Linked DNA regions of Homo sapiens: region 2 is linked to region 1. A link is an interaction called in ENCODE POLR2A ChIA-PET data of the cell type or tissue named here. Cell type or tissue: OCI-LY7. All regions are shown on one strand. Region 1 overlaps TTC13 (tetratricopeptide repeat domain 13). Region 2 has its middle 10 kb from the start of FAM89A.

Region 1 (5,000 bases):
GAACATGTTTAAGGTCACAAAACAAAGACATAGCACAGCCGGGTCTTGCCACAGCAATGAAGAACATGGTACATTTGTCACAACTCCTTCTGCCAATGCTGGGTCCTAGTAATGAACAGTTTAGGTATAGCAGTGTCTTGAAACTTCTTTCCTCTCCTCCTAAACCTCACACACAACTGACCTTAAGAAGAGCAGTTTCAGCACATTGACGAGGACAAAAGCTAACCATAGAAGGTCCAAGAGAGAGTGGAGTGGTGGAGGCAGTCCATATGAACATCTCCTTTGAGGAATTCTGCTGTAAAAGGAGGCAGAGGGATGGGGCAGTGGCTGGAGGGGTGTGTGGTCATCTTAGTTGCTTGTATTTTCAGGATGGTAGTTTTATTAAGACCATCTGTATGCTGACGGAAGACAAGAGGAAATGAGAGCCAGTGAACAGAGAGCTGAACTAGGCAGAGGCACCGGCCACTCATCCACCACAACAGGACAGAAGGCAAAATCTACCAGTCCATCTGCGGGCAGGCCAGTAGCTGGGGTGGTGGGGAGCAAGGAAGTTGTTTTCTCACTGCTTCTTAGTCAAATAAGATGACAGTCGTCACCTCCAAGGAAGGAGAGAAGGTGGCATTGGCAGTAGCATGTATTTCTCACACATCCATGTGTGTGAGAAAACTGACTGAAAGCTTATAAGTGGCAAACCCATGGCCAATTTATAAGGAAATCAACAGCTGCTGGGTAGCACTTATCACTCGACCACCTAGTTATAACAGACAGCACACTGAGCTACTTGAAAATAAGGATGACTGGGCTTTTCCCTTGGATGAGCTACAACTTAAAAGTAGAGTGCCAGATATTTATTGACAATCCTAACCCCAGGTATAGGGTAAACCTGCGAAGAGAAGACAGAATTCTTGTGGCTGAAAGAACTACCTGAAGGCCAGGTGGCTGTGTGGTATCAACTTGTAGTGCCTTTTGCTTTTATCAATTTCTGCACTTATAAGACAACCACAGGTGGCCAGGCGCGGTGGCTCATGCCTATAATGCCAGCACTTTGGGAGGCCGAGGCAGGCGGATCACGAGGTCAGGAGATCGAGACCATCCTGGCTAACATGGTGGAACCCTGTCTCTATTAAAAATACAAAAAAATTAGCCGGGCGTGGTGGCGGGCGCCTGTAGTCCCAGCTACTCGGGAGGCTGAGGCAGGAGAATGGCATGGACCCAGGAGGCAGAGCTTGCAGTGAGCCGAGATTGCACCACTGCACTCCAGCCTGGGCAACAGAGCAAGACTCCATCTCAAAAAAAAAAAAAAAAAAAAAGACAACCACAGTTGACATCATATACTGCATTGCTCAATGGCCCCGAAATATGGTCCCAAGTGGTAAATTCCTTTGAGAGTGTAATAACAGGAAAAATGCTCTGAAGAATTTATATGCTTCATTTAATGAAATGAAATATTCATCGGTACCTGAGATGTATTATCGTAAAGCAAATTGAAAATAGACACTGCCTGCTGATTATTAAATTATAAAGTAAACATATAATTAATCCATAGGAACTAAGGATCCACAAAAGCCATCTTAAAGAGACAGAAGTTTTTTGTTTTTTAACAAAGCTTGAATGTAATAGGATCAAAGGTATCTTAACCCACATACAAATATAAACATATGTAAAGAATCAAAAGAAAAGGAATTCACTGCACGGGATGGAAAAACAGGCACAGTAGCAAATTACATGGAACAGAACAGAAGAAGGATGCCTTAACCAACAAAACAGGCCTTCCCCACAAAGGCCAGTTACTTAGCATAAGGTTATAAACTAGATTGAAGATGCATCAGATGCTCAAAGTGACACATACTTTTAAGAGCTAAAAGCTTTCTCATAAGCCCACACATACTGGCAGACAACATCAACTCCACAGGGAATGCTGAAACAGAGCTAGGCACTGACATGAAAAGATTAGTGACAAGGGAACACAGAGTCACTGAGAACATTGCAAACACCAGCAGGGAAGAGTTGCAAGAGAAGACAACTGGTCTTCTTGTGCAGAGGTGGTCCTGAGATGCACCAACTGATTCCTAAGTGAGAGTCTATGGAAAGAATGCCAGCACATGTGCAGTGTAAGTCCACTGCATGGTGCTGGACTCTAAATCAGACAAAACATTTCCCAAATGAAACTAGGGTTAGCATGGAATGAGACTATCGGCAATCTTAAAAACAGACAGCTATTGATTTCGGTTCTTTCTGATTACATCAGTTGTTCAGCTTATGAAAACGTATTGAGCTATCTACACTTAGGACATATGCACTCTCCTGTATATATGTTGTATTTTGATAAAAAAGTAAAACCAAAACATAAGAAAAGGAATATGCTGGAAAGCATTCACCCAAAGTATTAAAATTCTGCCGCTTTGATAAATTATTTATTCTATCTGCAAGATAAGATGAGCCCAAACAAAATGACCTCTTTAAAACAACTCATTGTGAAAGGGAGAAGGTTTAAAAGTCAGTCAAGTATATATTGAGTGCAGTGAAGCTAAACTGTCTGTACATTGAGTGGTGCACATTGAAGAGCCTTGACTTTCCTACAGTCATGCTCCAGGTAGGTTCTAAAACCCAAGTCACACCATTTTTGCCTCCACCCAGAGATTAAAAAATAATAATTAACCCTTATCACCTGAAGTTGAACAGGTTTAGCAGTATGTAGATCTTTTAAAAGGTAGATGTAATTCTTAATGACAACAGATATACGTGAAAAAGCGAATCATAGGCTGCCATCGTCATAGGGCTTATGCTATAAAATGCTACTTCTAAACCAGAGGATTTGCTGAAAGATGCTGTTCAGTGAGCAAAAGGGAAACACCCTCTGGCAATGCCACAGGGGCCAGGATGTGGCAAGATCACAATCTCTTCATCACTCTGTGCCTCAGTCTCTGAGCACAGCGACTTTGCACTGGCAAATTTACTCAGGAATGCCTTGAAAAACAAGATATGAAGAGGTCTGCCATGAAACTATGTATGATGACAAACACAGAAAATCAGGGCCAGGAGATGAAAGGATTGACCAGATACACTCACAGTAATGGTTACCACAATTGCTATGACTGAGCACAAAATGTGGTTCTTAACTTCCTCATAGAGCAAAAAAGGAAATAGCTCTCATAAGTTTCCTTCTATTGATTCTCTACCACCTCTAGGCATAGCAGTGATCTATGTGCTGTGAGCAAAAAGACTGACTTCATGTATTTAAATGGCCAATTCCTTAATTAAGAAAGCTACCATATACATGGACAATCTCAGTGTTACCAATTTTGTCAAAAACACAGAGCTAGGTTCATAGCTACTTCCTTATTTTTCTGGCAGTTCACAATTCTCAAATTGGACAAACAGATTCTAAATGCCTTTTCCCATAAAGAACTGTGGGAAAATAGAATAAATGCAATTCTGCTTTCATTGATTTCAACAAACTAATGAAAATTAAGACATCAAGTACAGGGCTGCATCACTCAAGAGCAGTGAAAAAAGGCTGAAGGCATTGGAAAAAAAGATTCACACAAACTCACTGTTCTTGTTACTACTACATTTTCAAGGCGAGAGGAGAAAACAAAAGTATTTTTAAAACAACTTCTAGAAATGCATATGCTTGAACCATAAAATATACCTTATACTGTCTGTAAAGAGTATAAAGATATAATTTAATACATGATTTGAAAGAGATGCAGTTTAGCTTTGGTAAGAAGAGCAGAGGGGCCGGGCGTGGTGGCTCACGCCTGTAATTCCAGCACTTTGGGACGCTGAGGTGGGCAGATCACGAGGTCAGGAGTTCGAGACCAGCCTGGCCAACATGGTGAAACCCCATCTCTACTAAAAATACAAAAAATTAGTCAGGCTTGGTGGCAGGCGCCTGTAATTCCAGCTACTTGGGAGGCTGAGGCAGGAGAATCACTTGAACCTGGGAGGCAGAGGTTGCAGTGAGCCGAGATCACGCCATTGCACTCCAGCCTGGGTGACAGGGCGATACTCCATCTCAAAAAAAAAAAAAAAGAAGAGCAGAGAACCTGAATTTTTAAATCAATGAACAAGTTACAAATTTCACAAGACCTTAATGTAGCAGATCTACAGAGTGTTGAATTAAGATATTTCTAAGATCTCTCCAAATCTCACTCTATCTAAGTCTCAGCTCAAATGTCTCCTTACCAGAAGCCATCCCGGGGCACCTCTTAAAGTAGCACCTACACACTGCTCTTTATCCTCTCACACTGCTTTATTTTCAAGGCATGTATTACTGGGCCCTACTATATAGAGTCATGCGCCACATAATGATTCGGCCAATGATGGACCACGTATGTGTGAGAATGGTCCCATCAGACGGTAATACCACATTTTCACTGTACATTTTCTGTATTTAGATACACAAACACTTGTCACTATGTTACAACTGCCTACAGTATTGAGTACAGTAACATGCTACAGGTCTGTAGCCTAGAAGCAATAGGCTATACCATACAACCAAGGTGTGTAATGGGCTATTCCATCTCGGTCTAAGTACACTCTTTGATGTTTGCACCATGATGAAATCGCCTAACGACACATTTCTCAAAACATACCCTGTTGTTAAATGGTATGTAACTGTACTTATTTCTTCCCTCACCAAGACACAGGATCCACACTAGGAACTCAGTCAGCTGTGCTGCATCACCAGGGTCCAAAATACTAAGTAGCATCTAGCAGGTATACAAATAGTTTTTCAATGAAAGAACAGACCCATTCTAGTCCTGCAGTTCAAAACACTAGGTTCAGTGAAGCATCCTTGAATTTGTAGTCAAAGACAAAATTCTAATAGTGATTTAAGAATATAACTTTCAACAAAGCTTGAAGTTATAGGACTTCATCATTAATATTAGTAAGAAATTATACTAATATGCAACAATTACTGAAGATAACACACAAATGGTCAGGTCAGGTTCAAATCCTGGCTCTACTCTTTACTGTATAACCTTAACTTCTCT
Region 2 (5,000 bases), 78 kb after region 1:
AAAGATGTAAATAAGTGACTCTGAGACAGTAAATGAAACCCTTTTAGAAAGAGAGTAATTATTTTTGTCAATGGGGTACTCTGCCTAAACATCGGAAATGATTGTGTGGGGCGGGGGGTCACACTCAGTGAAGCCTGCCATTAAAATGTCAAGCCTTCTTTATTTTTAGGAATCATTTTTCTCTGTGGTGGCTTCCAATTTTAATAACACTTTTACACCCGGGCACAGTGGCTCACACCTGTAATCCCAGCACTTTGGGAGGCCGAGGCAGGTGGATCATGAGGTCAGGAGATTGAGACCATCCTGGCTAACACAGTGAAACCCCATCTCTACTAAAAATACAAAAAATTAGCCAGGCATGGTGTGGGCACCTGTAGTCCCAGCTACTCAGGAGGCTGAGGCAGGAGAATGGCGTGAACCCAGGAGGTGGAGCTTGCAATGAGCCGAGATCGCGCCACTGCAGTCCAGCCTGGGCAACAGAGAGAGACTCCATCTCAAAAAAAAAAAAAAAGCACTTTTACATGTGTTACCTCTCTTCATCTCCACAAAAGTCCTTACTTAGTCAAAATATGCCACATAGGCCAGGTGCAGTGGCTCACGCCTGTAATCTAGCACTCTGGAAGGCTGAGACGGCAGATTGCCAGAGCTCAGGAGTTTGAGACCAGCCTGGGCAACATGGTGAAATGCCGTCTCTACCAGAATACAAAAAATCAGCCGTTGTGGTGGCAGGTGCCTGTAATCTCAGCTATTTAGGAAGTTGACGCACAAGAATTGCTTGAACCCAGGAGGCAGAGGTTGCAGTGAGCCAAGATTGTGCCACTGCACTCCATCCTGGGCGACAAAGCAAAACTCTATCTCAAAAAAAAAAAAAAATTATATATATATATATATCTATCTCACATAACTCGACGGAACCCTGGGTGAGCATTTCTCCCTGAGCTCATTCCAATGGCTATTTTTTCCTAGAGAATTCCTCCAAGATGTCCCTTCTACAGCTCAAATATCCTTAAGTCCTCAAACAGCTGGTCTTCTGTCAAGAAAGAGTTTTGAATATTTTGCCTCCTTTATCACCCTCCTCCACACACATACAATTTGTCAATATTTGTCTTAAAAGGTCGTGCCCATATGTAAGTGAAAAATTCCAGATGTGTTGACACGTTCTAAATAGCGGTGGCCGGCTTCCTCCACTTGACAGCCTACTTTTGAAGCACAAAATTGAATGAACATTTGGAGTGACACATCACATTTCTGCATGCTGTTGAACTTAAATCCAACTTCAGTTTTATTTAACCCCTTTCCAAGTAAGATGCACAAGAGAATAACCCCATAAGTGTTAAGATAGAAAAAGGATAAGCAAATATGTCCTTGTTTAGGTATAGGACATTTCCAAGAGGGCATGTCAGAAAATGTGGACAGTGGCTGTTAACTTCTAGAGTGTAGAGGATGGGCGTTTCTAACCCTTTACCATATACCCTTTAGTACTACAGTCATGCGTCACTTAAGGACAGGGATGCGTTCTGAGAAATGCATTGTCAGGTGATTGCATCATTGTACAAATGTCATGGAGTGTACTTACACAATCCTAAGTGGTGTAGCCTACTACGCACCTAGGCTACATGGTACAGACTATGGCTCCTAGGCTGCAAACCTGTACAGCAAGTTCCTGTACTGAATACTGTAGGCAGTTGTAACACAATGGCAAGTGTTTGTGTATCTAAATGTATCTAACCATGGAAAAGGTAGAGTAAGAACATGGTGTAAAAGATAAAAAATGGTTCACGTGCCAAGCACTATGAACGGAGCTTGCAGAACTGGAAGTTACTCTGGGCAAGTCAGTGGGTGAGTGATGAGTGAATGTGAGGGCTGAGGACATTACTATACACTGCTGGAGACTTTATAGACACTGCACACTTAGGCTACACTAACTAACTTTATGAAAAACCTACTTTCTTTCTGGTTTTTTTTTTTTTTTTTTTTTTGGAGACAGAGTCTTGCTCCATCACCCAGGCTGGAGTATAGTTGCGCGGTCTCGGTTCACTGCAACCTCTGCCTCCTGGGTTCAAGCAATTCCCCTGTTTCAGCCAGCTGAGATTACAGGTACCCGCCACCACCCGGCTAATTTTTGTATTTTTAGTAGAGACGGGATTTCACCATGTTGGCCAAGCTGGTCTCAAACTCTTGACCTCAAGTGATCCGGCCACCTCGGCCTCCCAAAGTACTGGGATTACAGGCGTGAGCCACGCACCTGGCCAAAACTTTTTTCTTCAATAATGAATTAACCCTAGCTTAATGTAACTTTTCACTTTATAAACTGTAAAATTGTTTTTGACTTTTTGACTCTTTTGTCATAGCACTTACCTTAAAACACAAACGCATTGTACACGTGTGCAAAACTATTTCCTTCTTTACGTTCTTATTCTATAAGCTTTTTCCTATTACTTTTTCTTTTTTTACTTTTTAATTTTTTTTGTTAGAAACTAAGACAAGAACACACACACTAGCCTGGGCCTATACAGGGTCAGGATCATAAATATCCCTGCCTTCCACCTCCACAGATTGTCCCACTGGAAGGTCTTCAGGGGCGATAACACACATGGAGCTGTCATCTCCTATGACCACAATGCCTTCTTCCGGAAACCTCCTGAAGGACCTGCCTGAGGCTGGTTTACAGTTAACTTTTTAAAACTATAAGTAGAATGAGTGTATTCTAAAACAATGATAAAAAGTATAGCACAGTAAATACATAAACCAGTAATATAGTTGATTATCATGATCAAATATTATGCAGTGTACATAATTATATGTGCTATACTTTTATAAGACTGGCGGTGCAGCAGGTTTGTTTACATCAGAATTACCACAAACATGTGAGTAGTATACTGCGCTACAACATAAGGATGGCTATGACATCACTAGGTGATAGGAATTTTTCAACTTCATTATCATCTTATGAGACCACTGTCGTACATGTGGTCTGTTATTGATTATACAGACCTCGAAGGAGTGTTGTGAACAGTAAATTAGAGACTGCCTATAAAATGCTTACCCCAGTGCACAGAACATACTAGGCCCTTAAAAATATTAGGTATTGGCCAGGCGCAGTGGCTCATGCCTGTAATCCCAGCACTTGGGGAGGCCGAGGTGGGCAGATCATGAGGTCAGGAGTTTGAGACCAGCCTGACCAACGTGGTGAAACCCTGTCTCTATTAAAAATCCAAAAATTAGCCAGGCATGGTGGTGCGCGCCTGTAATCCCAGTACTCAGGAGGCTGAGCGGGGTTTCTTGAGCGCAACACTATCCCAGCCATCAGTGAAAACAATCAAACAATAAACAGGATGAACGCAAAGACAGAAACATATGCCTGATGACAATCTGTTGACTCACATATTTTGTGTACATTTTGCTGTCACTTAACTATGGGATACTAGGGGCTAAGAATGCCTAAAACTGATCTGTCCAACAGGACAGCCACTATCCACAAAGGGTTCCTGAGCCTTGAAATGTGGCTAGTCCGCATGGAGATGTGCAGTCAGCATAACACGCAGTCTGGATTCCAAAGGCTGAATATGAAACAACTGTGAGATTTCTCCTTAATATTTGTTCGTATTGATTGCATGTTCAACTAATATTTTGGATATATTTCATTAAATAAAATATATTTCTAATTTCACTTGTTTATTCCTGTGGATTTTATGTTTATTTTTCTTTTTGAGTCAGGGTCTCGCTTCGTCCCCCAGGCTGGAGGGCAGTGATGTGATCATAGCTCACTGCAGCGTTGACCTTCTGAGTTCAAGTGATCCTCCCACCTCAGCCTCCCAATGTGCTGGGATTACAGGCATGAGCCACTGCACCTGGCCTGTTCCTGTTTACTGTTTAAAAACGTAAACAGCTACTGTTTAAGTTTACTTTAAAGTGACTACTAAAAAATTTATAATTACATATGAGACTTGCATTTTTGGCTCACGTTATGTTTCTATTGAACAGTGGCAGTCTAAAATAAGTCCCGGATTTCAGGGGCTTATAATTTAAATATGTATACGTGTATATATATATGTATATATAATATATATATACATATATATTTATATGTTTCCTACAGCAGCGTGACAGTGAACTGGGCTTTATTCAACTCTACAGATGAGCCCAACTGAATTCTACAATAAATCCCATGCAGCAAACAGCAGCACAGGCCAGCAAATAGGTTCCTACCTTTTTTATTCTTTCAGTGGAAAGGCTGGTACCAAAGTTTAATATATATATATTACACATATAATATATGTAATATATATTATATAATATATGTAATATACATTTTATATAATATATGTAATATATATTTTATATATATGTAATATATATTTTATATAATATATGTAATATATATTTTATATATATGTAATATATATTTTATATAATATATGTAATATATATTTTATATAATATATGTAATATATATTTTATATAATATATGTAATATATATTTTATATAATATATGTAATATATATTTTATATAATATATGTAATATATATTTTATATAATATATGTAATATATATTTTATATAATATATGTAATATATATTTTATATATATGTAATACATATTTTATATAATATATGTAATATATATTTTTTATATATATGAAAGGGTTAAGAAAAATACAATGCATTAGTGAATAGTATAAGTACCAAAACAGAGTGCTATTGACTCCAGGAGTTCATAAATGAGGACCATACATAGAAAAGCCTTGGAAAGAGTGTTAGACTTCTCTGGGCCTTTAAGGAGTTAGAGACAGGACAAGAAAGAGGCCAACATGAGTGACATCATGGAGATGAGGAGTGGGCATGTGAGCTCCCCATGATGAAAATCTAATGAGCTGAGGAACTCCGCATAAACCAGATGAGCTTTTAGAGAAGGAGGAAGCGTAAAGCACAGGTAACACAGGTACCTTTAGTGCAGGAATGATGAAATCTGTGTTTTTGTTTTTGTTTTTGTTTTTGA

The links. ChIA-PET counts read pairs that join two places held together with the same protein. Peaks named below come from ENCODE experiments on the same cell type or tissue, not always from the same donor. Only the 100,000 strongest peaks of a DNase experiment are listed, where the experiment ranks them.
Region 2: POLR2A ChIA-PET joins it to region 1 with 5 read pairs; 12 of 35 experiments call an interaction of 5 or more read pairs at or near these places.

The regions. Positions count from the first base shown.
Region 1 is chr1:230,970,057-230,975,056 of GRCh38, forward strand. The region is part of intron 1 of TTC13 (tetratricopeptide repeat domain 13); the gene reads right to left. Among named protein-coding and RNA genes, the nearest start is that of TTC13, 6.3 kb to the right of the region's middle. RefSeq lists an enhancer at 2,805-3,044. In OCI-LY7, no CTCF peak of the experiment used is centred here; a DNase peak (open chromatin) is centred at 3,105.
Region 2 is chr1:231,048,012-231,053,011 of GRCh38, forward strand. No RefSeq gene overlaps it. Among named protein-coding and RNA genes, the nearest start is that of FAM89A, 10 kb to the left of the region's middle. RefSeq lists a cis regulatory region at 1,354-1,633. In OCI-LY7, no CTCF peak of the experiment used is centred here; no DNase peak of the experiment used is centred here.